Linked DNA regions of Homo sapiens: region 2 is linked to region 1. Evidence: read pairs that join two places in POLR2A ChIA-PET (ENCODE). Cell type or tissue: Panc1. All regions are shown on one strand. Each heading gives the region's core, and the rest is flanking DNA. Links, peaks and the distances in the headings are about the cores only. Region 1 holds the start of LOC105370534 (a long non-coding RNA gene). Region 2 overlaps SPTB (spectrin beta, erythrocytic).

Region 1 (14,906 bases), core at 5,195-7,694:
GAGAGGGAGACGGGAGAGGGAGAGGGAGACGGGAGAGGGAGAGGGAGACGGGAGAGGGAGAGGGAGACGGGAGAGGGAGAGGGAGACGGGAGAGGGAGAGGGAGACGGGAGAGGGAGAGGGAGACGGGAGAGGGAGAGGGACAAGAATTTTCATAGTGGGAATCTGGATAAAAATCTCCTGTGAAAATAGCAGAGGCCTCCAAAAGAAGGCGTGAAAAGGAAGATGTATGTGGCAGATGGTGAGGTCTTTGTACATCATGTGTGTGATCTCATTATTTTGTTCTTCAATTAAGCTGAAGGCAAGACTGGTAGCAAAGTGGGGACAAGGTAGAGGTTTGGAAGTAGCATCAGGAACTATCCTAAATGATTCTTTGACTGGTTCTGTTGTCTATGAAACAACTACTGGTACTTTAAAAAATTCCTTTGCAAGTAATGAGTTAGGACAAAGTAAAAACATTGCTGTAGAAGTAGTGATTCATAAGAATGGTTCTTACTCTTTCTGGGTAACAAACTCCTGTATGTAATGAAAGCTATGCACCCTCTCTACAGAGAAAAATATACATTTATACACAAATACTTAATTTTATATATAGTTCCATCCTGGTTTAAGAACACTTGATTTATAAAATAATCTTCTGTAAGTAGAGTTATGATTAAAATTATTATTTTAAAAGATTTAGTAAGAGTTTATATTTGTAAATCTTTCAATTGAGCATTCCATAAACTAGATTAAACAGTAAAAACTGCCTGTCTTCTAGCTACCTAAAATGCAACAAATAATGTTTGTATAGCCATATAAGGACATACATGTGTTACATCAAAGAAAAAAAAAAGCATGTGTCTTGATAGGAAAGGATAAGAACATCTTGAGAAATGGTAAGCAATGGCAGAGTTATTTAAGGGCAACCCACAACCTCTTTTCAATATAGTCAGGAAATTTTAGAAAAATTATTGAATGCCCCATGTGCAAGGCGGAGATCGGAGATGAGGACCATATGGTCTTTGTCCTCAGGCTGCATTCACTCTAGTGGGGTGGAGATAGGAGAAGGAAACAAATGATTCTAATATAAGGCAGCATTTGTTAAATGCCATATAAAAATTACAAAGCAAATTCTGGGGAGAGGGTTCAGACAGCAAGATCACACTTAACAGGAAATGAAAAATGAAGGCCAGGCATGGCGGCTTATGCCTGTAATCCCACTACTTTGGGAGGCTGAGGCAGAAGGATTGCTTGAGTCCAGAAGTTTGAGGCAACATATTGAAACCCTGTCTCTAAGAAACAGCAACAACAAAAAATTAGCCAGGCATGGTGGTGCATGCCTGTAGTCCCGGCTACTCAGGGGGCTGAGGTGGGAGGATCACTTAAGGCTGGAAGGTTGAGGCTGCAGTGAGCCAGGTTCATGCTACTGCATTGCAGCCTGAGTGACTGTCTCAAAAAAAAGAGACCCTGTCTCAAAAAACAAGCAAAAATGACCCTCACACCTTCTTTTTCCCGCTTTTGTGTGTAAATTACTTGTTGTTTTTTAATAGGAAAATGTCATATGGCCACTCCAAATAGAAGGACTAGGTGACACATTTTTATGCCTGTAAATCAGTTTATATATATGGAAAGTATAGAAATTAAGACAGAAGAGGTGAACCACGGCCACATTGTGGCTGGCTTTAACAGTCAGGTAGAGGAACCTGTGCCTAATTCAGTTGACAATGGTAATTCGTTGAAGGCTTTTATCAAGGCACAGATAGGATCAGTACTGTGCTTTAGGAAAATTAAGCTAGCAGCAGTATGTAGGATGGCTAGAGTGAAGAGAGATAGGAGACAGACTATTATAGTCATCAAGGGGAGAAGTAACCGGGGCCTGAACGATGGTGGCTGGGAAAGTGGAAAGCATGAGGATGTCAGGCTGGGGAATCTGTAGGCCACTGAAGGTTTTTAAACTGGGGAGTGCACTGGGGGCTTTAGAAAACTCTCGAAAAAAAACAAACAGGCTGGGTGCAGTGGCTTATCATGTCTGTAATCCCAGCACTTTGGGAGGCTAAGCCAGGAGGATTGTTTAATCCCGGAGTTTGAGGCTGCAGTGAGCTATGATGACACCACTGCACTCCAGACTGGGTGATAGAGCAAGACCCTGTCTCTAAAAACAAGCAAACAAAAAACAAGCAAGCAAAAAATCTTCTTCAGTATTTTAGAGATATCCTCTTCTAACCTAAATTTCTGCCTGAATAGAAAAGGGCCCCAGCTACATGAAGGAGATTAAGTCCATTTTAATCTTTTGATAAGTAACTATTGAATCCTTTATCAGATCTTGTCCTATCTGTATTTTCTTCTTCCCTTGATGTAGTAAACTTCTTGCATAGAATTCAGAGGAAAAAGGTACTGCGAGCAATTTGAAAAATCAGAATTTATTCTAAGCAAATAAAGGGCTATCTATAGTCCAACATGTAACATAAACTCCTTATCATATATATTTTTAAAAATCCTTCCTTGGCCAAGAGTAGTGGCTCACACTTGTAATCCCAGCACTTTGGAAGGCTGAGGCAGGAGGATCACTTGAACCCAGGAGTTTAAGACCAGCCTGAGCAACATGGCAAGACTGTCTCTAAAAAAATTTTTTTTAATTAGCTGGGCATGGTGGCACACACCTGTAGTCCCAGCTACATGGGAGGCTGAGGTTAGAGGATCGCTGGGGCCCAGGAGGTTGAGGCTGCAGTGAGCCTTGGTGGTGCCACTGCACTCCAGCCTGGGTGACAGAGCAAGACCCAGTCTCAGGAAAAGGAAAAAAAATTCTTTCTTAGTAGTGGCTATTCCTTGAACTTTCATCCCATTTTTCTCTTCTTTTACTGCCAAATTTCTCACAAAATCAGCCTTCATTCATTATCTACCTTGACTTGCCACCTACTCATCCCTCACCCTTAAAACATGGAGCACATCTATAAAACCACAATAAAATCATACCCTCTAAAGTCCACAGCGTCATCCTCACCACCAAAAACTATTAATTTTCTCAATTTTCATCTTCTTTGACCTCCTTCCGGCATTTGGCCCTGTAGACCAACCTCTCCAGCTTGAAATGTTCTTTTCCTTTTGCCGTCTTGACGTACCACACTGTCTTTTTACTTCCACCTCTGGGATCTCTTCTGCTATGTTTCCAACCTATATTCCTATCTACTCTACCAATAAAATTGCAACCCAAGTGATAATCTTGGGCTGTCTGCCACTTATGATCTTGAAGGAAAACACTTTTTCATTCAATTATTCAATGCTCCACAGAATTCCTAAATCCACATCTCTAGTCATGATCTCCTGTCTCAGCTGCAACTTAATATTTCCTACTGGATATTTCCAAATGGATGTCTGAAACTCATCTTGTCTAGAACAGAGCTTATCTTTCCCCTCAAAGTTAAGTCCTCCCTCCTCTCAACTTCTCCACATTCATCAATGATACCATCATTTTCTCAGTGACTCAGGTTTGAAATCTTGAGTCCTTCTTGACTGTTCCCTCTTCTTGCATTGTTGGCCAGTTACCAAACTCTTATCAATCCTGCCTTTGCAAATTCTCTCAAGTCTCTTTTCCTTTCCCTTTCCCACTGCCACTACTGTAGCTCAGACTCATCATTTCTCTCCTATGCATTCCCAATAGTTTTGAAACTAGTTCTTCTCCTTCGTCTTCCTTTTCCTTTTAATACATTCAACAGTTTCATTGGGAATATTATTCTTTTAAAAATATATTGTTGTAGGTATCATTTCCTTATTCAAAACTCTTCAGTTAGATTCCTATCACCTATAGGATGAAAGTTACATATCTTAACCTGGCATTTAATATCCTCCACTATCTGCTTCTTACTTCTTTTTATTCTTTAAAAAAATTTTTTTAATTGAGATGGGGACTTGCTCTGTCACCCAGGCTGGAATGCAGTAGCGTGATCTTAGCTCACTGCAGCCTCAACCTCTTGGGGTCAAGTGATCCTTCTGCCTCAGCCTCCCAAGTAGCTGGGACTACAGGCATGCACCACCACAACCAGCTAATACTTATTTCTATTCTTACCTCACACAAATCCTTTACACAAATTCTCTTCTCCAGCTAATTTTCCAATTGCTCCCAAATATGACATACCCTTAGAGCTGACACTTGCACATTCCAGAGGACACTATTCACAGAGAATATAATGTGAACAGTGTCCCCTGGAGTAGTGCAGTGACTGTACTTTATTCCCATGTTCCTTTTGGTGCCTTTGTTCTTTTTTTTTTTTTTTTTTTTTTTGAGATGGTGTCTCACTCTGTTGCCCAGGCTGGAGTGCAGTGGCGCGATCTCAGCTCACCGCAACCTCTGCCTCCTGGGTTCAAGTGATTCTCCTGCCTCAGCCTCCTGAGTAGCTGGCTAATTTTTTTTTTTTTTTTTTTTTTTTTTGGTAGAGATGGGATTTCACTATGTTGGCTAGGCTGGTCTTAAACTCCTCACCTCAGGTGATCTGCCCGCCTCAGCCTCCCAAAGTGCTGAGATTACAAGCATAAGCCACCACGCCTGGCTGGTGCTTTTGTTCTTGGTCTTCTTCGTATAGACTACTTGCCCCTTGCCTCTGCCCTAACTCTTCCTTCAAGGCCCAGCTCAAGTTCTACGAGTTCCATGAACTCACCACCCACTGCCCCAGCCATTGATAATCACCCCCTCCTCTTGATTCCTAGATTAGTGGTCTGTACGTATGGTGACCATATAATTTATCATCCAGATTGTATATTTGCTTGTTAAAAGGGTCACAATTACTCTGAAACCACAGGTATGAACTGGGACTGTCCAGGACAAGCTGGGCCATATGGTCAACCTACTTATATATTACCCTTTGGCACTTGGTATGTGTTATCTGGTAGTTTTTATTTGTTTGTTAAAATGTATGTATGTATTTAAATGCATATATCTAATCTCCTCAAGATAGTAAATCATCCGAGTATAAATTATGTATTCTCTCTGTGTGTTCTCCTGGTGCCTGGCCAGCGTCTTACACATAATATACACTAAAAGTTGTTTGTTCATCATGATGATGTCTTTACTCTGTTGTTTAGGAATGAAACATGGGTTAGGAATAAACCTTCAAATCAGAAAATTCACTACCCAATTTTCCTTCTGGCAAAAAGACAAAAACCTCTATGTCCCCAGAAACAGATAGTGACATCAAAAAATGTCCTCAAGATTTTGCTGAGGACTGGATTGAGGCCTCTGGCACAAGGCTCTGCCCTGTTGCCTTGTTGCTGAATAATGTCATTCGTCTGTATCTTGACGCATCCTCTTTGCATTGCTTTGTCACACAGCAGAAAGATAACAGCCCCAACCAGAGGACTTACAGAAATCAAATCAAAATAAAATTATTTCTAAGGAAATGCTGTGGTGGTTAACTTACCTGAAACCAAATGCTTGGAAGTCTTGACTTGCTTGACTTATTTTGCTTAATTAACACCTGGCCCCAGTTCAGCATTATCCCTGCTCAACCACCAGGAACTAAAGAAAGAGAAGGAAGAAGATCTAAAAACCAAAAGAAAGACAGCAGTCATGAGAGCGAACGCTCTGAAAATGAACTAGAACACAAACTAAAAAACGAAAGACATGTGGGTAAGAGATAATTAGGACAGAATCATCTCTCAGGAGTAAACACTTAACAAAATAATGCAACAAAAGAGTAGCAGGTCAGAATCACATGGGCGTGTGAGTCGATGTTGAAAAGCCCCAGAAGGGAACACCATTTTGTTCAAACTACTGACAGCTTGGGCCTTTTTAAAATTCCTCCTACCAAATAGGTGATGATAGTAGCATTCATTGATTTGTACATGGATGATATAAGGATGTTTCCCTTTGACTACTCCTCTAAAATTTGGTTCTCAGAGAGAGATTTCACCTGTAAATGTCTGGTCTAGCATTTTTGCTTGTATCTGCGAGAGTCTCCGAGCCCCTCATAACATCAGTAGTCTTAATACGCACAATAATCTGTCTAGAGATTCTCTAAATATTCTCAAGTTTGATAAAGAGCTTCTTAGAGTCTGAGCAACGTAATGAGAACTTGTCTCTACTAAAAACAACAACAACAACAACAACAACAACAATTAGCCAGGCAAAGTGGTGTGCACCTGTAATCCTAGCTACTCAGGAGGCTAAGGCTGGAGGATGGCTTGAGCCCGGGAGGCAGAAGTTGCAGTGTGCCGAGATCACGCCACTGCACTCCAGTTTGGGCAACAGTGAGGGAACATCACACACACACACACACACACACACACACACACACACACATACGGCTCATTAGAAAAGATAAAAGATGGCCAGGTGCGGTGGCTCACATCTGTAATCCTAGCACTTTAGGAGACTGAGGCGGGCGAATCACCTGAGGTCAGGAGTTCGAGACCAGCCTGGCCAACATGGCAAAACCCTGTCTCTACTAAAAATACAAAAATTAGCTGGGCGTGGTGGCCCACATCTATAATCCCAGCTACTTGGGAGGCTGAGGCAGGAGAATTGCTTGAACCTGGGAGGCAGAGGTTGCAATAAGCCGAGATCATGCCACTGCACTCCAGCCTGAGCAAAAGAGTGAAACTCCATCTCAAAAAAAAAAAAAAAAAAAAAAAGATAAAAGATGACTCTTAACACTTCCTTCTACTTATGATCTTTTAATACCTGGACTTCTCTGGAATTATTGGATATATTGACCTCTTGGAGTTCCCAGTTCTTCCTTTGGTTCTTTTTAACTTGAATGAAGTCATCACTTGCCTTGGAAGATTGAAGTCAGGAATAGGCAACTTAAATAGTAGATGTGCCACGAAAGTGTATTTTCTATCTCATTTGTCCTATCATTCCGCTTCCTTTTCCCTTTATCTCTCATTCCCTTCTTTCTACTTGTGATTTTCTTTCACCCTTTCCCTCTACTCCCAATCTTTCCTTGAGTATAGTTAGAGCCCTTGGTGGCAGGTAGGGTCGAACAGTGTTGATTTAAGCATTGATCTTAGATGCAAAGGAGTATATTAAGTGACTTCTTAAGACTTTTCTTAACTCTGGGATTCGGTTGCAGTTAATTACCATCCCTTGATTACTAGCCACTTGTTCTTACATCTTTATTAGGTCCATTGGAATCATCTTCATCATAGCTAACATTTATGGAATACTTAATACATATGTCAGACCGTGTGTAATGTGGATTCTCTCCTTTAATTCTCACAGCAACTCCATGAAGAAGGTGCATTCCCATTTTGCAAATGAGGGAAAGGGAACAGAGAAGTTAGTACCTTTCCCACAGTGTTTCATCACGGCTAATAAGTCACAGAGCCGGGCTGCGAGTCCACATTTGTATGTCTCCATACCACCACTTTGGTAGAAAATGTGATCCTGGTATATGGTAGGAAGAAGCTTGAGCAATTTAAAATCCATTATACAACCTTCATAAGCGCTGGGCCGAGGCATAACTATGAAGCCAATATCCCCTGACTAAAGGGTCAAAACTTTATCCTCTTCATGAAAGGATGTGACATTACTTAGATCAATGCAACCTCCCCTATGTACCACCCCTTACAAACTTGTTTCTCAGCATTTCTGCACTTTTGCACATGTTGGTCCTTGTGTCGGGGGAACACCCTGCCCAACATTCCCTAATGTCTAAGCTTAAAGAGTCTGCGGAGGGATCAACACTTCTGGAAAATCATTGCTGAGACTGTGTCCTCTCCTCTCTCTGACCTCTCCCAGGCTGCCCTTTATCTGGGCCCCAGGAGCATCCCGAAGAGCAGTTATTACACTGTATTGTGATCACTGGTTTTTCTTGCCTTGCCCCCTGACTGTGAAAGGTGGGCATGAGGCAGATACCCCAAACATTATATGAGTGAAATTGAATTCCTGAGCTTTAATATCATCATATTACTTCTTCCAGGTATATTTACATTTTGAGCACCATTCTGAATTTTGAAATGAAATGCTCTCTGATGTAGACACCTTGCCTGTGAAGGGTCACTACCTTCCTTCAGCCCAAGTTGACAAAAACCAGTATGTATGTATGTATGTATGTATGTATGTATGTATGTATGTATGTATTTAGAGGCAAGGTCTCTGTTTTCCAGGCTGGAGTGCAATGGTGCAATCAAAGCTCGCTGCAGTATCGACCTCCAAGGCTCAAGTGATCCTCCCACCTCAGCCTCCCAAGTAGCTGGGATTACAGGCACACGCCCCCACACCCACCGCCCAGTTAATTTTTGTATTTTTTGTAAAGACGGAGTCTTGCCATGTTGCCCAGGCTAGTCCTGAACTTCTGAGCTCAAGTGATCCTCCTGCCTTGGCCTCCCAAAATGCTGGGATTACAGGCATGAGCCATCACACCCAGCTGGATCCAATTATTTATAAAAGAGATACATAAAATAGTGTATAGAACCAATTGAAGGCCGGGTGTGATGGCTCACACCTGTAATCCCAACACTTTGGGAGGCTGAGGCAGGTGGATCACCTGAGGTCAGGAGTTCAAGACCAGCCTGACCACCATGGTGAAACCCCATCTCTACTAAATGTAAAAAATTAGACCGGTGTGGTGGCACATGCCTGTAATCCTAGCTACTTGGGAGGCTGAGGCAGGAGAATCGCTTGAACCTGGGAAGCAGAGGTTGCAGTGAGCCGAGATTGCGCCATTGGACTCCAGCCTGAGCAACAAGAGTGAAACTCCGTCTCAAAAAAAAAAAAAAAAAAGAACCAATTGAAGTCAGGAGGCTGTTGCTAAACTTCCAGGAATGAAGTAACAAACTGCTAAGTTTATAGGTCATTTCCTAGAGAACAAGGAGGTGTTAAATTGGATGATATTAGGGCATGTCCTTCTTGTTGAGTCATCCATGTCTTAGGCAGAATCTTTCCTCTGGTGGGCACAGAATGAAGACATGATTTAGCAATTAATTTATTGGTAATTTATTAGAACAAAAGGTATTATTCTCTAACCAAAACTCTCCTAATTTTTGTTTGTTTGTTTTCTTTCTCAAATTTCAAAACCATTGAAAGCAAAGACCTGGAGTGAACAGAGCAAAATCCAGATGAGACAGGTGGAATGGTAACTGCCTTTGGCTATGGAATTTGGAGTAAGGTGGTGGGAAGGGTGAAACTGTGTGTTCAGCTTTTGTAATCAATCAAAAAACACTTACTGAGCACTTATGTGTCAGGTATAATGCTAAATCCTGGGAAACAAGCATGATTCTCAAGTTTGCAGTCAAGAGCTGACTGCGCATACTATAATAGGGGAATTAATAAACTGTTATTGTAGGTACTTGGAAAGGGATACTAATAGGCAATCTTTATGGAGGAGGTGATGTTTGAGCCATGTCTGAGAACCTGAATATGAATTCAATAAGGAGACAAAGGGCTATTCTGGGCAGAAGGAGCAGCACACAAAAAGCTAGAAAGAGGACTTTGGTGTGGTGAGGGCCATGAGGAATTGGTGAGGTTAGAAACAGGAAATGTGGGATGACAGCAGGAAGGGAGGTAGGGAGCAGCAGGACACGGGGCTACAGAAGTAGACTGGGCCAACTTTTAAAAAGTCGTGGGTGCTGTAGGAAGGAATTTGGTCTTTATCCTGAGGGCAATAGGGAATCATGGAGCTTTTAAAGCAGTGACATACTGAGATTTATGATAATTGTTACGTTCTTGGCGCTGTCTACTGTAGTTGCTTAATAATATACCTCAGTTCTCTCAAACCTTGCTATGCACTTTCTTATTAGTTCTTTTTTTTTTGAGACGGAGCCTCGCTGTCTCGCCCAGGCTGGAGCAATGGCACAATGTCGGCTCACTGCAACTTCCACCTACCAGGTTCAAGTGATTCTCCTGCCTCAGCCTCCTGAGTAGCTGGGATTACAGGCACACGCCACCATGCCCTGCTAATTTTTTGTATTTTTAGTAGAGATAGGGTTTCACCATATTGGCCAGGCTGGTCTCGATCTCCTGACCTCAAGTGATCTGTTAGCCTTGGCCTCTCAAAGCGCTGGGATTACAGGCATGAGCCACCACTCCCAGCCCTCTCATTAGTTCTCAAAGAGGATATTGTAAAGAGAAAAAAGTACAAAGAACTAGAAGGGTTGGGAATCTGTGATTAGGTAGAAACCAAAGTAGCACTTACAAGGAAGGCTCCCTTTCTCTTTGTGCCTTGAGGTAACTTTCCAAATCCACTTCCTGGAGGAGCCTGGCCTTTCTCCTTCTCCATCTCCCGTGGTTTCCCTCCCTAACACGACCCTTTTACCACGGCATCCTCTCCAACACAACATGCTCACTCAGTTTTTCCAGTTACACACAAATCACCTTGTACAAATTTGTTAAAGTACACAGTCTCATATTATCCACTTCAGCAGACACACATTCACACATCGGGCAGTTTGAGTTATTGCCAGTCCTCTTCCTTAATTTATTATCCTCCCTTCTACCACCTCAGGCTTAAGGCCAGAGTTACTTTTCTTAAAACCCTTAAGTCATATGTAGAAACACATATACCGAAAACATTTGTGTATCATTTTATAAAGCAAGCCAATGAGGTAGGTATATTTATTATTGTCATTATTTTACAGATGAGAAAATTGAAGACCAGCCAATAAGCAACTTGTTTAGGGTCCTTGAATTATTAAGTTACAATGAGGACTAAAATCTAATGTTTTAACTGTAAATCACCATGTTATTTTCCAAATATTCCTTGCAGCTTCTATATACCCCTTCTCTATTCCAAGTCAAAACTACTCTTTTCAACACTACCCAAGTTTTTTGATTTCTATGGATTTTGTGCCTGGGTTACCTTGAAGTAAACCCTCCATCTGCTAGCCATTCTCCAGGACAAAACAGAAGTCTCTTGACTTCCCTTTCCTCACTTCCCCGGTTTCTCTAAAAATTCCAAACTCCTTTACCTCTCAGAGTCCATATAGGTGAAAGAGAATAAAAGTCTGCTCTAAGTCTTACTATGTCCTTGAGGCACACATTGCGGGGGAAAAAACCCACAATAAAATATCTGAAACCCAATTGCATTTTGATTATTAAATTCCTTCTGGCTAGTTGTGGTGACTCATGCCTGTAATCCCAACACTGTGGGAGGCTGAGGCAGGAGGGTTGCTTGAGCCCAGGAGTTCGAGACCAGCCTGGACAACACAGTGAGACTCATCTCTATATACATACATACATACATAAAATATTAAAAAATCCACCCCAATCCATGCAAGATTTGAGAGAGAATATTTCCCCAGAAGCTACCATTTAAGAGATTTCGACATACCTGGTGAAAACTTTATATGGAAATGATAATCTGTATTTGAAAAAAAGTGAGGAGAGCAAAAAAAACAGAATCAGAGGGAAATAATGGCTATTCCCTTGCTTTTAAGTGTTATATGTTTGAAAAAATGGATATGTTATTTGTAAATTTATGTTTAGTAACTAGCGGTAAACTTGAAATACTAGAATACATTATAAGTCTTAATCCTAGGTAGTCTTAAGAAAATGAATCTCTTTTAACTATCATCTTTTGAACCTATATTCACATTGGTTTTTAAGATTTTTATTTATTTATTTATTTATTTATTTTGAGACCGAAGTCTCGCACTGTCGCCCAGGCTGGAGTGCAGTGGCGTGATCTCCGCTCACTCCAGGGTCGGCCTCCCGGGTTCACGCCATTCTCCTGCCTCAGCCTCTTGAGTAGCTGGGACTACAGGCGCTCGCCACCACGCCCGGCTAAGTTTTTTTTTTTTTTTTTTTTTTAGTAGAGATGGGGTTTCACCGTGTTAGCCAGGATGGTCTCAATCTCATGACCTCGTGATCCACCCACCTTGGCGCTTCCCAAAGTGCTGGGATTACAGGCGTGAGCCACTGCACCCTGCTGGTTTTTAAGATATTTTAAGTTACATTTTTTCCTCTTTGTTTTTCAGAGCTACTTCTTATTTGGGGGCTACTTTTTAATACTGAGGTGTAATTCACAAGGGGCTGCATTTTTTGATAAGGCTTCTTATAAATATTGCTGAATGTTTTGCTCTAATCTTCTAAGCAGGGCCATTTTATTTTTTGGAGTCACTTCTAAAGTCATGTGTTCATTAACTTTGGAGACTGCTTTGGATATGAGTGCTGATACAAATTAAAACCCAAGTAGACCTCATTGTTTGTCACTCTACGAATGTTGACAACGGAAGGAACACCTTGCCCATAGTATACTGACTTCTGGACTGAAAAGCAAACGAAACAATTCCATTTTCTTTTTTGCATACATCAGAAAAACAACTACTGTGTCCAGTTCCCTGATTGACCTCAGCAGATGAAGTGAACAGATAGTGTTAATTCAGATTGGAGAAATTATATGAATCTTGGTGTGTGTAGATTTATAATCTACAGGCAATATTACCTAAATCAGATATTTACAGTTTCACATGTGTATATAGGCTCCTTCACACCCATTTCCATATCCATTGGTAACTGAACTTTCTAAATTGGCATTGAAGCATTACAATTTTTTTTTGCACCAATTTTATAAACTTAAGCAGTGCAATGCCTGTTTTTTTTCTAAGACAAACCAAAGGTAATTTTCTCAAGTTTCTGCTGCCTTCTTTAGCAGAATTTGATGGAGGGTCTTTTATACATTTGTAATAGATAAAAAATAAACCAGACTGCAAATCATTTTTAAAATCCTAAACCACGTACCAAGTTTCTTATTCAAATTGTACAGGGTAAGTTTAAACTTAAATTGCATTCTATTAGCCAATATGACTGTACTTCTGTAAGCATAGTTATGTTGAAATAAAGTTTTAAAAAGCAAAAAATAAATAAATGTGCTTGAAAGGCTTGAGTTTATCATCTGAATAGGGGAAGTAGCCTGAAGTTGGGCAGGAGAACCCTAAAGGGAAGAAAGTCTAACTCTCCCATTGAGCTAAGAAAAAAACCTGCTGACCCTGAACTTCTAGGAGTGCTTTTGTACCTGTCCTCAGCCAGGCTCACCTGTATTCACTGGGTTAACCCAGAAATGCTGCTAATTCATTCATATCAGGCAGGTGACATCAGGTGATGACAACCACAGACTCTTATTTCACACTTTCCCTGAAACAATGGAAAGAATGACCTATACCTTCACCAAGCAGATGAGCTTCCTCTACTCCATCTGTGAAATGGGTCTGAGGATACTACCATAAAGGCTGGGGCACTTATTTGCTCCTTTCAACAAAAGATGAAAATAATAGATATGATCAGCATTGTGTCATCACTTCAGACTCTTGGCTTAAGACAGCATAAGACAAAAGAAAAAATAGAAAGAAGGTGTTAAAAGGAGAGTCAAACTGCACTCTTTAGGGAAAATTTTCATCTTACCACAGGGATGTAGTTTAGCACATGTAACTGAGCCAGCAATTAGGGCCATTTTAACATTTAGATTTTCTTTAATCAATTCCTTTTACAAGAGGTGATCTCATACGTAAACTGCAACATGGTTTGTTTGATATATCTCATGGACATCACATATTTATTAGAGACCCATAGGGGCAGGGTATTTCCCCAGAGAAAATTCTATTAGAAGATAAAATTGATTTTGCAAATTTTATTTTATATAGTTACCTATAAGAGAAAATATTTTTCTGTTTATTGTTTTTCTTATGTTACATCACTACTTGTTCATTTCATTCAGGTGCTAATCTTCTGCTTTGTAGCCTCTATTTTCCTTTCTCCCATCTGTCAACCTCAGATACTTTTATATTCCCATTACCACAGTCACACTTTAATTTCTGGTCCTGGCTACCTCTTCCCCCAAGTCTCATTTCCTGCCTCTCTTCTCTGAATGTGGCTAGATTTAAATGGAGGACTTCATTGGATAGATAGCCCTGAGCTCTTGAGCTTTTGTGACCATAAATATGACAACTTTTTTTTTTTTTTTTTGAGATGGAGTCTAGCTCTGTCGCCCAGGCTGGAGTGCAATGGCACGATCTCGGCTCACTGCAACCTCTGACTCCCAGGTTCAAGCGTTGCTCCTGCCTCAGCCTCCTGAGTAGCTGGGATTACAGGCATGCGCCACCATGCCCAGCTAATTTTTGTATTTTTAGTGGAGACAGGGTTTCACCATGTTAGCCAGGAGGGTCTCGATCTCCTGACATCATGATCCACCCGCCTCAGCCTCCCAAAGTGCTGGGATTACAAGCATGAGCCACCATACCCGGCCGACCTTTTTTTTTTTTTATCTTGCTCATTTTAATAACAAGTTATGATATAACTCTGGGAAGGTAAAAAAATTTCATAAATATGTAGATTGTCTTTCATGCCTTAGAATATGAAATCAATTCATGCTAATGGGTGTACTCTTTAAGATCTATGACTTTAGTGTAATTTTTAATTAATTTATTTTTGTTGTGTATATTCTCAGTGATGAGGCAGAAAGCTATACATCTCCCCCTTGTGGTTCCTGCTAACGTCTGCCTTTGGCATGTCCATTTTTTTCCCAGTTCCAGTAAGTCCCAATAAAATGCAGCTAAAATAATCTTTTTTATTTATTTATTTTTTAGGGACAGAGTCTCACTCTGTTGCCCAGGCGGGGGTGCAAGCAGCATGATCATAGCTCATTACAGCCTCAAACTCCTAGGCTCAAGAGATCTTCCCATCTCAGCCTCCTGAGTAGCTAGGACTGCAGGTGCACACCACCACACTAGGCTAATTTAAAAATTTTTTGAGGTCATCACTATGTTGCCCAAGCTGGTCTTGAACTCCTGGCTTCAAGCTACCCTCCTGCCTTGGCGTCCCAAAAGTGCTGGGATTACAGGTGTGAGCCACCACACCCAGCCTAAAATAATTTTAAACCACAACTCTGGCAACACTCTCCTGCTCAAACCTTCAGTTGCTCCCTACCACATGCAGAATAAAATCCAAACTCCTTGGCATGGTTCACCTGAAATTTCTATACAAAACAAAACAAAACTCTGC
Region 2 (14,906 bases), core at 5,407-7,906, 70 kb before region 1:
CACGGAGGACCGCAAATACATGGCTAAAATTAGATCTTAAATTGCACTTCAGGCCCATCAGTAAACCCAGGAAAAAAGGCATAAGTACTTCCTTGTCCATTCATTCCCTGGCTTACCCACAAGTCCCCCAAAATTCCTTCTCTGAACCCACCTGACCCTCGTCAAAGTGTAGGTGGGTCTTCTCTGGTCTCCGTGACTCTGTGCCCAGAGAGGTCCACCTGCCCCATCCATCCATCCACCTGCCCGTCTAGCAGCTCTAAATGCACAGTCCAGAGTCATCCTTACCTGCCTTCTGCCACCACCGACCCCAGGCTATATTTTGAGTAGGATGGGACCTGAGAAGGCTTGCCCACAGCTCAGCACTGAAAACCTCATGGGATCACACAGAGGACTCAGCTCACAGAAGGAACATGTACTTATTAATGCATTTCACAATACCACTGATGCAACCCACAGCTCCAACCTTCACATCCGCCTTTGAGGTCCGATGCTAGGCTCAGAGCCTCAACCTCATGTGCTATGTCCAGTTACTCCCTGGGTTGGTTAAGAACTGAGAAAGCAGTGGTAGCAGCTCCTCTCCCAGCCTGCAGGGTGCTGACGGAGCCCAAGCTAGGACCCATGTCAGCCCTCGCCGAAGCCCCGAGCAGAAGAGGCAGCTGTTCTCTTTTCTCCATCCTCTAGTCCCCCAACAAAGTAAACAGCATCCTCTCCTCTTCCCTGGGTCATACAAAAGTGAGAAGCAACAAAGCACAAAGATCTACTTCCGAAGTGGGAAACCGGGGGAATACAGGGCAACGCAGGGCTGAGGAGCAGGCTGTTGAAATAGCAAGGACACTGTCTTTCTTAAACAGTATTGCTCCTTCCACTGTATTGTTATCTTCTCTCTAGCTGTAAGGTTTGACCCCCTCACCTGTTTTCTAGTTTGTCCTGCCCCTTTATGCTACCTCAAACCTGCTTTTAACAATTTGGTATTGTGGCAACCCGGTCAGGAGATTAAATCCTGAAGTTTCTCTGGTAATTTTTCTGTCAATCCATCACCAAAAAAGGAACATCCTTCCTCTCCCTCTGATCATAATCGCATTGCACATTCACAGGTACCTTAAAGAATAGTCAAATACACAAAAACACATGTGCACACACTCACTAGAATGAGAAGCAATAAGACGTGCAGTGCAGAATACTTACTCTAAATCTATCTGCAGCCCTAACCTCCTCCCTACTCTCAAGCTCTAGTCTGGCACCTCCATCTGCCTACCAGACATTTCCACCTAGAAATTACAGCTCAGTCTCAATATGGCTAAGACTGAGCATGGGGCTACCAGGACAGCAGAACCAGGGAGTTTCAGTACCATGGGGTAACGATGTGGCCCAGATAAGCATGCCACCTATGGGTGACCTTTCCAGTCGATGGACACCACCAGCAGTTCCTGGACAAGCCACTTCCCCTCCCCAGAGCACATTCTGCTTTTTCACACTACAGCTCCCATCCCAACCAAGTCTGGCTATTAGTGCATCACTGATGGACTATGGTTTGGGGTGCTTAAAGTCCCAAGATTACTACCCATGGTTGCTACTTAGGGATCTCCATGCATCTGCAATATCCTGGTCATTCTGGTCGACTGCTGTTTGGTGAGGCCTTTACCAGACACTTCTACTCCAGTTTCTGTCACCCGGCAGGGGCTTTACATGCCGCAACTTGTCCACTCTCATCATGGAAAAATCTCCTACCAAGAACTGGCTCCAGTTATGCTGCAGCTGCTGGAATAGGGGTGGGGGTGGATGGGATCATAGCTCCAATAGTTCTTACAGGATTTGGTTGGGGAACAGGTGCTACTCAGCTCTGATGTAGGGACTGGCCCATCAGCCTTCTATCATAACAACAGTATCTATCAGCACTTCACATCCTGCACAGAGGCAAATGTCCACTGGGAACCATTAAAGGAGAGGGGAGAGATGATACTCATATACATATCAGGTTGGTACAAAAGTAATTGTGGGTTTTGCCATTACTTTTAATGGTAAAAACCACAATTACTTTTGTAGCAACCTAATAGTTTTCAAATATTATCCTCTATTGGGATTCTTGGGCTTAATATCTACATTTACAGAAACTTGTGACCCAGTCCTACCTCCTCTTATCTCTCTCAACTCACTTCTTTCAAGATAGCCACTGGCCTCTCTCAGAATAAGTAACATTTTATGGCAGTTGAGTTGAAAAGCTGGATGCCCAATTTCCCTTATTCCATGAGGACTTTTGTAGAATATCTATAGTAACTTCTCACTTCTTTGATGAAAACTGCAGGAGGTAGGTAGAGGTCTCAACATTGTAGTGAGGTCTCAACATTGAAAATAGTCAAGAATAGACTGGAATAATTTATTTGACATCATCACTGAAGTGATATTTATAATGTAATAACTGATTCAGAAAAGATTTTAAAAACCCATCAGATAATGGGTTGATGGGTGAACTTTACAATGGAGGGATCAAGTTTTCAACAACTGAACTCACTGATCAATCTTAGTATCACCAAGAACAGGACAATTAGACACATGTGTCTCCTGACATGGTGCAACATGAAGGACATCATGACCTATGACGTTCTTGCCAAAAAAGTTGAACCTGAATTTATTAATAATTAAGCTTTAGAGCTAATTTCCCATTTATAGGAATTACAGGAAATCAAGATAAATAACAACTTGAGGAAGCAAAGAAACAAACCCAGAATGTAGGGCATTCTGCAGACAACTGACTCAGCTTCTTCAACAAGTTAGAGGCTTTAAAACAGACAAAAAAGAGGCAGAGAGTGAGGACTGCTGTAAATCAAGAGAGACTCAGGAGATGTAATAATCAAATATAATGCACCTTGTTTGGATCTTGAATTTAAAAAACCACATTTTTGAGGCAATCAGGGGTATCTGAATTACAGACTCAATATTGATTGGTACCTAGGAATTAGTCAATTGTGTTAGATGTGATCATGGCATTATGGTTATGTAAGAAAATGAATTTTTGTTTTGCAATGCTCAAAAAGGTAGTGGGGGACAAGACATGATGTCTGGGATTTGCTTAAATGTGCTTCAGCAAAATAAGAAGCAGCTTATTGACTTGGAGTGATCTACTTATGGGGGTTCTTGATTCTATTCTACTTTTATACACGCTTGAAATTTTGTATAATAAAAACTTTGATAAAATTGGCAATTAATAATAAATTAAACTTGTAAAATACAGTCATATGCCTTAGGCACAACTGGAACCTAGAATAAAAGTCAACCCCTTCCCATGGTCCTAAGGCCCTTCCCATTTTCTCCAAGATCATCTCCCCACACCCCCTATAGGTAACCTGCCAGCCTTCTTTCAGTTCTTCAAACTTGAAATGTCCTCCCCAGCTCAGGGGTCTTGTGCATGCCATGCCCTCTGCCCCAGACACTTCCTGGAGCATCTCTGCATGTCTGGCTCCTTCTCATTCCTCAGATCTCTTCTCAGATGTCGCTTCCTTGTGGAAGTCCTCCCTGGTCACCCTCTCTAAGGTAGCTCCCCGCTCTGTTAGCCTCAGTCTTTTTGACACTCTGCTTAACTCTATAGAACTTATCATAATTGTAATTATTCATGTATCTGTCTGTTTCCTCTTTTTTTTTTCTTTTCCTCTCAGTGCCTAGACCACAGGCTCCTTATAGGCATCAGCCATGTCTGCCTTTTTCATTATTGTACTCCAGTGCCTAGTACTGGGCCTGGGACTTAGTAGGTACTCAATAAATATTATCCTGTTCCTACAGACCTGATCTCAAACTCTGGAGTCTTATTATTATTATTATTATTATTATTATTATTATTATTATTATTATTTTATTTTATTTTTTGAGATGGAATTTCACTCTTGTTGCTCATGCTGGAGTGCAGTGGCACGATCTTGGCTCACTGCAACCTCTGCCTTCTGGAGCCTTTTTAAAGCCCTCTATCCCACCATATTCCCTGACCCACGCACTCAGTTATCCCATGTACATGTATTGAGTGTTTATTCAATATTTATTCATCACCAAGGTCAGTCATTAAGCCTCTGAAAGGGTCTTTTGTTCGTCATTTCTTTATGTTTTAAAGCTCTACTTCACTCAGGCCCTCATCTCTTCCCACTTGGTCCATCTCTGTCCGTGCTCAGCCCCTTCACAGTCCCTCCTGCACGGCCCCTCATGCTGACACACCCCTACCCTGTAAGCTTTCAGCAGTACAGTCCAATTCTAAGCCCTGCACCATTTGGTGCTGAGCTCACACTCTCTTTTATGTGAACTCTGCTCTAGTCAGGAGGGTTCACATGGCCCCTGTCCCCACCATGGTGTCATGTGCCTTGACAACTTTATTTATGTCACATCCCATACCCTGATATTTTAGCTACCTCTCCCATCCCCTTAAAATTTAAAACAAATACAATTTTCAAATATTTAGAAACACATGTATAACATGTTCTCAGAATCTGAGTGAGGTTGCCTTTTCCCTCCTATCCAACCCCATAGATCCCCCACTGCTTCTTTTCCCCCTCAAGTGGAGGGGGCAGGCAAGATGGGCTCAGGGAAAGCTGGTGGTGACCCATGCACCAACTCCCCCTCCTCAGTCTCACTTCCTCTCCACCAACCTCACTGCCACTTCCTCCCCACCAACCTCACTGTCACTGCCAAGGGAGGTCAGATCTTTGCATTCCTTCCTGCTGCCCATTCCTCAAATCCTGGGAGAAACATGAATCTCTAGCTTTTTCTCTTTTCCGCCTTCACTTTAACATGCACAAGTCTTTCCTATCTTCAGCAAAACTCCTTCTTACCATCTTCTCTCTCCTTTCTTTCAGAGCCAAAATTATTGACAAAGTTGCCAAGGACATGAACGGGTAATTCATAGTAGTGAAAACCTAAAAAGCTAAAACCCTAAGAAGAGATACTCAAGCCCATGAGTAACCTGAGAAATGCAGATTAAAACAAGGAGACCCCACAGGCAAACATTAGCAAGCTGGGTCATGCTGAATATAGATGCTGATGTGGAAAGGGGCTGCCCTGTGCACTACTGGTGGGAGTGTGGACTGGCCCAGCCATTCTGGCGGGCTGTCTGCCAGGACTCAGGCAGGCTAAGTGTGGCTCTGCTCACACGGGCCTAGAAGGGGACATATGCAAGAATGTTTACTGAGGCATTGATTGTGGTGGCGGGGAGGTGGAAATAACCTGTGCGTCCACCACTGGGGCAGGGACAGGTAAAATGCAGTGAATGAACACGTGGAGGGCACATGGCAATGCTGGAGGATCATAGAAACAGTGCTGAACAAAATACACAGGAAACAGAATGAGATCTATAACATCATTTACATAATTAAAAAATATATGCATGTAAGCCAATACCCATACAAGGACATATGCAAATTAAAGGAAAACTCTTAAACACATAAAAATGGTTGTTTTTAGGTGGAGTGAAGGGAATAGAAAAGGAAAATGGAAATAAAAGGAAATCAATCCATCAACCAACCACAGAGAAGGGCCTTGGCTGGAAAATGATGATGAACTGAGAAGTATGATGACCTCAGCCCTCCTCTCCAGAGATAAACATAGATACAGTGTACTTATCTATATTCATGGTAGCTTCTAGCTTCTTCATCCCATCCTCAAGTCACTCAACTCACTGAAATCTGGCTTCCGCCCTCACTCCATGAAGCTATTCTTGCCAAAAGTCACTGATACCTCCCTTCCTTGTTACTTAAAGCAGGAGATGCTTTTCAGGTCTTATCTTACTTAGCATCATTAGGCTCTGTTGGCCATTCCAAAATTTTCTGAAATCATTTCCTTTGTCTTCCAAGACACGCTCCTTGTTCCCTTCTTAACTTTGTGGCCCTTCCTCCTTTGCCTGCTCTGTGGGCTACTCTTCCTTGGCCTGTCTCTTAAATAGTGATGCTCCCAAGTTATCTCCTGGGCCCCTCCACTTCTTCCTCTGTCTACACACTGTTCCTAGGCTATTTTCTTCACTCCCATGACTTGAATTACCATCTTATGCTAATGACTTTCAAATCTTCTGAACCCATCGTGTCCAACTGCCTTCAGAACATCCACCTAAGAAGGCCCACAAGCCCCTCATGTTCACCCTAACCCCCAGTGGAATCTATCCTCATCCTTTTCCCATTTTTCCTGCCATGCTTCCTATCTGTCAACATCCCAGCGGCCCAAACCAAAACCTCAGATCATGCTCCATGCCCTTCTTCCCTCTCATCACACCAGCCCCTTTGCTATCTCTCCAATCTCTGTTCTTCTCTATCTCCACCGCTCCCCACACTTCTGGCCACTGCCTTCTCAAGTCTAGTGGTTTCTGCTGGTCTTTGTATCTATATTTGCTCTTTGGCCTACTAAACTAGCCCATTTTCTACACTGAGGCCAGACAGGCCATCCTAGAATACAAAGACGACATCACTTACGTACTTTAACAGCTCTTCTCTATCTCAGAAGGAAGTTTAAAACCCATAATAAATCACAGACAAAGCCCTTTGTGATCTAGTCCCTCCCTGATTACTATTTCCATCCAATCCTTCCCCCCAGCTTCTCCAATACTACATCTAGCCATAGGAACTCCATTCAGGTCCCCGGCTCTCTCTGGACATGTTCTTTGCACATGCTGTTTCCTAAGCCCGAAAAATCCTCGCTCCTTTACAGAATAACTTCTTCTCTGTCAGAACTCAGCCCAGCCTCATTTCCTTCAAGAAACCTCCCACCTCTGCTGGGCGCGGTGGCTCACGCCCATAATCCGAGCACTTTGGGAGTCCGAAGCGGGTGGATCACCTGAGGTTGGCAGTTCGAGACCAGGCTGGCCAACATGGTGAAACAGAGGCTCTACTAAAAATACAAAAATTAGCTGGGCATGGTGGCGCACACCTGTAGTCCCAGCTACTCAGGAAGGCAGAGGTGGGAGAATTACTTGAACCTGGGAGGCAGAGGTTGCAGTGAGCCAAGATTGGGCCTTTGTACCCAGCCTGGGTGACAGAGCAAGAGTCCATCTCAAAAAAAAAAAAAAGAAAAGAAACCTCCCACGTCTACCACCATCCCCTGCAGTAGGTGGAGGTGGGGTGTTTCTTTTGTGTTCCCATCACTCTCATGCTCATCTTCATCAATGCACTTGCCATACTGTAGCATCATAATCTAGTTCTCTGTCTCTCCCAGACTGTAAGCTACCTGAGGTCAGGGACCATCCATATTCATTCTTCTTATCCCAACAGCCCAGCATAATGCCAGGTACATGAAATAAGCTAAAGATCGTTTGTTGAATAAATGGATGAGAACTGAGAAATGCAGAGTGCTGCTCCTTAAGAGGATAAAAGCAGTTCCCACCGAGGACACACCATGTGGAGGCCCATTTGGAGGTCAAGGTGGTGAGAAGGTTGGAAGCATAGCATGTTGCAGTAGCACCGTGAATTCATCATCAATGCCCTGACATTGTCCCTGTCACTCCTTCTGCCTCAACCACACATTGTTTTTTGTTTTTTGTTTCTTTTTTAAAACGGAGTCTCACTCTGTCACCCAGGCTGGAGTGCAGTGGCGCTATCTCGGCTCACTGCAACCTCCGCCTTCCAGGTTCAAGTGATTCTCTTGTCTCAGCCTCCCAAGTAGCTGGGACTACAGGTGGATGCCACCATTCCTGGCTAATTTTTCTATTTTTAGTAGAGATGGGGTTTCACCATATTGGTCAGGCTGGTCTCAAACTCCTGACCTCAGATGATCCACCTGCCTCAGCCTCCCAAAGTGCTGGGATTACAGTTGTGAGCCACCGTGCCACGCTCAACCACACATTGTTAACCACCTCTTCCTCTCCTGCTAGACTGTGTGGCAAAAGGGATGGGCAGTGGCAACAGGGCCCAAACTCCTACCAACTCTACAAATCTTTTTTTTTTTTTTTAGACATCGTTTCAATCCTGTTGTCCGGGCTGGAGTGCAGTGGCATGATCTCTACTCACTGCAATCCCTGCCTCCCAGGCTAAAACAGTTCTCCCACCTCAGCCTCCCAAGCGTCTGGGACTATAGGTACATGCCACTACACTTGGCTAATTTTTGTATGTTTTGTAGAGGCGGTGTTTCACCATGTTGGCCAGGCTGGTCTGGAATTCCTGACTTAAGCAATCCACCCACCTTGGTCTCCCAAAGTGCTGGGATTACAGGCATGAGCCACCGTGCCTGGCCCGAATCTCTACAAATCTTGAAATCCTTTAGAACAGCTTTGACTCAACCCATGCCTCAATTTCCTCACCCAAAAAAATTGATAAAAGCAGCAGCTTCACATGCAGAACTCTTCCAGACAGGGAAGCCCTACCTTACTTAGTTGAGAAGTCTTTTATAGTTTCTTTCTCGTGTCACAGAAATGTCAGTCTTAGAATGGTTTCCATCCATACATATTTGCCTCACAAACAAAAAGAGCTATTTTAAAAGTCTAACCTATAAATAATATATAAGTTATGGGTGCCAATTTATTTATTCATCCATGTTAGAGCTTTCAAAAGAATTAAGTGAAAATTCATCTTTTAAAAGTTGCTTGGGCCCACAAGGACTCCTGAGGGAACAGGTGCTGGCTAGAGGTTTTCTCATCCCTGGCCGGCATGCCTAGCCTGACTCAGTGGGGCTGTCCTCTGGGAACATTTGGGAACGTGCCTGCAAGAGGCAGCTTTGGTATTGAGCAAAATTAAGTCCAGCTTCTTCAGGCCCTGTAGAGTCCATTCTCTTTTTTTGAGACAGAGTCTTGCCCTGTCTTCCAGGCTGGAGTTCAGTGGTGCAATCTCTGCTCACTGAAACCTCCGCCTCTTGGGTTCAAACAATTCTGCCTCAGCCTCCTGAGTAGCTGGGATTACAGGCACTCGCCACCTTGTCCGGCTAGTTTTTGTATTTTTAATAGAGACGGGGTTTCACTATGTTGGTCAGGCTGGTCTCGAACTCCTGACCTCAGATGATCTGCCCACCTCGGCCTCCCAAAGTGCTGGGAATACAGGAGTGAGCCACCTCACCCAGCCCAGAGTCAGTTCTTGGTATGCACAATCTCCCAGGTCTGCAGGGAGAGCAGCACTCTACCACTAGAGTCGATTCAGCCCTGTGCTGGGCTCTGCTGACAGGCAGCCACTAGTTACCAGCTCCTGCTGTCGCTCTGCTGCTCAGGAGGGATATTTGGCTCTTTATAGGATTGTGTGGCAGAGCTCAGAGCTAGAAAGGGAATCTGGAACATACTAAGGCCTTTATGTATATTGTTCCATTGAATACCCACCCACACTCACAAACTGTTAGATATTATTGTTATTACTGCCATTATTATTCCCATTCTATCTAAGCAGAAGACCTAAGTTGAAATCCTGTCCTACTTAGCAGTGATGTGTTCTTCTATAGTTCACTTAATGACTCTGTATCTCAGTTTCCCTACCTGTAAAAGGAGGGGAACATCCCGTGCTACTGTGGGAGAGACTGGTGGGGTCTACCAGTATCAATATTCTGCTTTCTGCACACACAGCTTGGAGACATCTTCCAGTTGCCTTTGTGGTTAGGTGAGGCTGTGAGGTCGAATGAGCAGAAATGATGTGCACCACTTCAAGGCCTTAGCCATAAAATCTTCCCCATAATTCTTACTCTTTGCTCTAAATTCCTAGGACCTAGAGGATGGGGCCATAAGGTGGAAGGAACCAAATGTCCTGGATGACTGTTGGGAGCGTAGCCTCCCCCTCTATTTACACTGATTTACTAACCTATGATTTGGGCAAAAAATAAAATTTCATTTTGGAGTTCTTTACTGGAGCAGTTAGGGTGCCCTAATTAATACACTCGCCACCTAACACATAAAGCTGCTGCACAGATTAAATGAAGTTATATGAAAATAATGTATAAACTGTATAGTACCAGATTGCCCCAGGGTATTATTTACAAATAACATGCAGTGTCTCTCGGTACTGAGTTTGTGGGTCTGCTCAATACGCTGTCAAGGCAAAACAAAAAAAAGGGTACGGTCGGTGGGGTTTATTGTCATTTCCCCATTGCCCCTTCTGTGACCCTCTTTCTCCTTTGTCCCTGCCTCAAGCATCCCTGCACTCCTAACCTCCAAGTTGAATGACCCAAGCAGTGCTCCTTCAGACCTAGCGGCCATCCTACTTCGAAACAAACTTGACTTTGACAACCTAATTTCCTTTCGTTGTAAACTCCTTGAAGGGAAGGATGCCATTCTCACCCTGGAGGTCTTAAAAGTGCCTTGCACATGGTAGGTACTCAATTAGTACATGTTAATTGGATGGAACAGATGTAACTATCCACCTTCCTAAGGAGCCAGAGTATCCCTCTCAGGGAACACATCTGAATAAAGGCCTATGGAAATATAATACATTACTCAAAGGAGGTATGTCTTTTGAGAGAGGAAATTTAGGAGCCAAACCAGGCCAATGGGTGAGAAACGGCTGGTCAGACAGGCTATTCAGCACCTTCAAATCATGCAAGAAAGGCAACTGTCTATTGCAGCTACAGAGATAATGAGCTCTGCCCAGAGAATCCCTGAAAGATGCAAACTTCTCAATGTACAACTTGTGCTAAGAGGCAGACCCTTGGCAGGGAGAAGAAGCTGTCCAAGGTTAAAGAAAGTGGTGGGGAGGGTGTCAGAATGAAGCCCAGATTTCCTGTCTCTTGGAGGCTCAGACCTCTTAGTCTCATTGCTGGCCTCTTCATAACCAAGAGATTTGATAAATTTTCCAACCCTATTCTAGCATCTTGTATTTAATTATGGAATCAAGACAAGTACTCACAAGTAGGTTGACACTTTTATCTATTCATGAATTCAACTATTTACTCAACAACAGCACCCTACAGCCTATTACATCCTTACCTATAAATATAAGACAATATGGGCAAGATCTAAAAACATTAAAGAAAGAAACCAAAGATCTAAATAAATAGGGAAATATACCATGCCTAGGGATTGGAAGAATCAATATTGTTAAGATGTCACTTCTCTCTAAACTGATCTATAAATTCAAAGCAATGCCAGTCAAAATCCCAGGAGAACTTTTTTTGAGAAATCAACAAGCTGATTTATTTTATTTTATTTTTACTTTTTTAAGACAGAGTTTTGCTCTTGTTGCCCAGGCTGGAGTGCAGTGGTGCGATCTCAGCTCACTGCAACCTCTGCCTCCCAGGTTCAAGCGATTCTCCTGCCTCAGGCTCCCAAGTAGCAGAATTACAGGTGTCTGTCACCACGCCCGGCTAATTTTTGTATTTTTAGTAGAGACAGAGTTTCACCATGTTGGCCAGGCAGGTCTCAAACTCCTGACCTCTGGATCACCTCTGGTGATCCACCCACCTTGGCCTCCCAAAGTGCTGGGATTACAGGTGTGAGCCACCGCGCGTGGCCAACAAGCTGATTTTTAAAATTTCTATGGAAAGGCAAAGAAAATAGAATAGACAAAGCCATTTTGAAAGAAGAACAAAACTGGAGGACTTACATTACCTGATTTCAAGACTTACCACAAAGCTACAGTCATCAAGATAGAATAGTATGGCAAGAAGATAGACATATATATCAACGGAATAGAGTCCAGAGATAGATTGACATATATGGCCAATTATTTCCAACAGAGGTACAAAAACAACTTGATGGAGAAAGGATAGTCTTTTTAACAAATTCCGCTGGAACAACTGGACATCCATATGCAAAAAAAGTGAACCTTGACCCATACCACATACCATATACAGAAATTAATTCAAAATGGATTATTGATCTAAATATAAAACCTACAGCCATAAAATTTCCAGAAAAAAAATCAGAAGAAAATCTTTGTGGCATTCGGTTAAGCAAAATATTTTAAACACTAAAAGTATAATCCATAAAAGATCAGGTATCATAAAAGAAAGATTTGATCAATTTGACCATCAAAATTAAAAATGTATGAAAATACAAGCCACGGACTAGCTGGAATGTTTGCAAAACATGTATCTGATAAAGTAGTTGTATTCAGAATATATAAAAAACTCAAAACTCATCAATAAGAAAAATCTCAATTTAAAATGAGCAAAAGATTTGTACAGACGCTTTACCAAAAAAAGAAATATAATAGCAAATAAGCACATGAAAGTGTGCTCAAATTCATTCGTCATTAGGAAAATGTAAATTAAAACCACAATTAGACACCACTCTATACCTATCAGAACGGCTTTAAAAAAAAAACAATTCTGCAGTTTCTTATAAAATTAAACATACCATATTTACCATATGACTCAGCAATTGCATTGACAGGTATTACCTGAGAGAAATGAAAACATGTTCACATAAAAGCCTCTATGCAAACATTTAGGGCTGGGTGTGGTGACTCACATCTGTAATCTCAGCACCTGGGAGGCCGACGCAGGTGGATCACCTGAGGTAAGAAGTTTGAGACCAGCCTGACCAAAATGGTGGAACCCCATCTCTACCAAAAATACAAAAATTAGCCTGGGGTAGTGGCGGGTGCCTGTAATCCTAGCTACTGGGGAGGCTGAGGCGGAGAATTGCTTGAACCCGGGAGGCAGAGGTTGCAGTGAGCCGAGATCGCACCATTGCACTCCAGCCTGGGCGACACGAGTGAAACTCTGTCAAAAAATAAAAGCCTCTATGCAAATATTTATAGTGGCTTTATTTATTCTGACTAAAAATTGGAAACAATAGATAAACCGATTGTGGTACACTTACAAAACGGACTACTACTCAGTGGTAAAAAGGCAAGAATTGATATATGCACAACATGAATGTATCACAGATGCATTCTGCTAAGCAAAAGAAGCTGGACTCAACAGGCTGCTCACTGTCTGATTAAATGCATACGCTGTCCTAGAAAAGGCAAAACTATAGGGACAGGAAATAAATCAGTGGTTGCCAGGGGTTAGGATTGTAGGGTTGGGGAAACGAGTTGACAGAAAGGAGCATGAGGGAATTTTGGAGGCTGATTTTGATGATGGTGATACAAGTATATATATTTGTCAAAACCTATAGAAATTTACACTAAAAATAGTGAATTTTACTGTATGTAAATTATGCTTTGATAGACCTAAAAGCAACATATTAAAACTAAAATTATAAATAAACATAAATGAAAAGATTAAAAGCAAATAATTATGAAGCACCTGGCAGTCCCATTGCCATAAACTGCTCTGATGAGAAAAATGTAGAATTATTATAATTTATTTTTAAGTAATGCAAGAGTTTTCTTGAGCAAGGTTCTATAATGGAATTTTATGAATTCTTTCCTGAGGTAGCCTAACACGTGGTACAAATAATGATACAACAAGATAGAGCTATGCAAGTGTCAAGAGAGAGGCATAAATAAGTGCCATAGAATTTCAGAGGCAGAGAGAATACTTTAAGCTACAGAAATTAAAGAAGCCTTCATGGAAGAGATGGCATCTGAGTTGGGTGCTGATAAAAGGGAATGATGATCTTTATTGTCTATGTAAACAATGTCTATCAGAAAGTTATCTCCTGCAATTTCTCCCTGATCCTCTTATGACCCTGTGAGACAGGTGGGAAAGGTACTATTAATTTCAGTTTCAGTTAAACAAACTAAGACTTAGAGATCAAGTTCCTTTCTTGGCAGAACCAACGCTTGAACTCATGTCTTCTGAGAGTTTGTTATATACTCTGCTCCATGATGTACCCATTCAGAGGAAAAGCTGTGCCTTTTCAGAAGATGGGGAAAGACTGCCAATGGTCCATTTCCACCTTAGGATCCCTCCAAGTGAATCAGCTACTTCTCACCTTTCTCCTGGCCATTGAGAATACTCCACGAGGCTAACATCCTTATTTGAGCCTTTCCTGCTTATGAAAGCAAAAGCCAAGAGAGCAAAGACTTTTTGTGACATTCGTTTAGATTCACGCTTTAAAGGTCTCAAAGCATCTTTTATAAATACTAAAAAAGCAAAAGTCTTGAAAGTTACAAGGACTGCCGCAAATGCATGGTTAAATACGTAATCCAGAAATCATGTAAGATGCAACCTCAGAACTTGTGGAGTGAATTATTAAAGCTGCACTCATTCTTGCAGTGGACCAGTTCCCAGAAAGAACTATGAGGCTATTCTAAGAAGCCTCTTGCTACCTGAAGGAGCGAACCTATTCACACACCTCACCTGGCTGAGCTGTGACCCACAGAGCCCTTTCTTCACCATCCCTTCACCATCCCCACACACTTACTGAGCTCCTTACTTCTGGAGTCTGTCAATGTGATCAACACTGGGCTACACAGAAGGGAGATCAGCAATAGAGCAGAGTCCTCAAGGGAGGAGACCACAGGACAGAGAGGTGGATAGGGCCTGTACGACTTGCTGCTATTGCCATACAAGACAGTACCATTATAAACATCAATTTAATTAACCAAATATTTCCCAAAGGGATGTTATATATGTGTTCCTTAGCCTCAAGGAGCTTATAGTCAGGAAGGTAATTTAAACATTTCTTATCGGCACAGCTGGAAAAACTGCTTTTCTCTGTGCTCCAGTTTCCTCACCCAGTTAAAAGTAAATTTCTCCAGCTATGAAGCTATTGTCATTGTGTATTTATTGAGAGTTTACCTTGTGCCTGGCATTGGATTTTGTAAACCCCATTACATTGACTCCTCAGAACAACGCTGAGTACAAGCCACTCTCCTTATCCCCATTTTATGGGTCAGGAAACTGAGGCTTAGAGGGTTCAGTGACTTGCCCCAGTACATCAGCCTGTAAATGACAGAGCCAGGATTCAAACGCAGGCAGTCTGAGTCAGAGCCCCTGCCCTTACCTCCTGTGATCACTGCCCTGTCAACCCAGCCAGACCCAAGCCCTCTGCAGGAAGGAATGTGGAGATCAAAGGAGTGGGAAGGTTATAAACAGTTTTTAAATCATCTGAGACGAATTCTTCCACATCTAGCTCAACACCAGGC

Evidence for each region. Peaks named below come from ENCODE experiments on the same cell type or tissue, not always from the same donor. Only the 100,000 strongest peaks of a DNase experiment are listed, where the experiment ranks them.
Region 2: POLR2A ChIA-PET joins it to region 1 with 18 read pairs; 14 of 35 experiments call an interaction of 5 or more read pairs at or near these places.

What each region holds. Positions count from the first base shown.
Region 1 is chr14:64,896,681-64,911,586 of GRCh38, forward strand. It overlaps LOC105370534 (a long non-coding RNA gene), which reads right to left and starts at 5,448. Exons shown (of 3, transcript XR_943942.3): 1 at 5,392-5,448. It also overlaps the pseudogene RPPH1-2P. In Panc1, for the core only: no CTCF peak of the experiment used is centred there; no DNase peak of the experiment used is centred there.
Region 2 is chr14:64,826,538-64,841,443 of GRCh38, forward strand. The region is part of intron 1 of SPTB (spectrin beta, erythrocytic); the gene reads right to left. Among named protein-coding and RNA genes, the nearest start is that of SPTB, 46 kb to the right of the region's middle. RefSeq lists an enhancer at 4,842-5,341. In Panc1, for the core only: no CTCF peak of the experiment used is centred there; no DNase peak of the experiment used is centred there.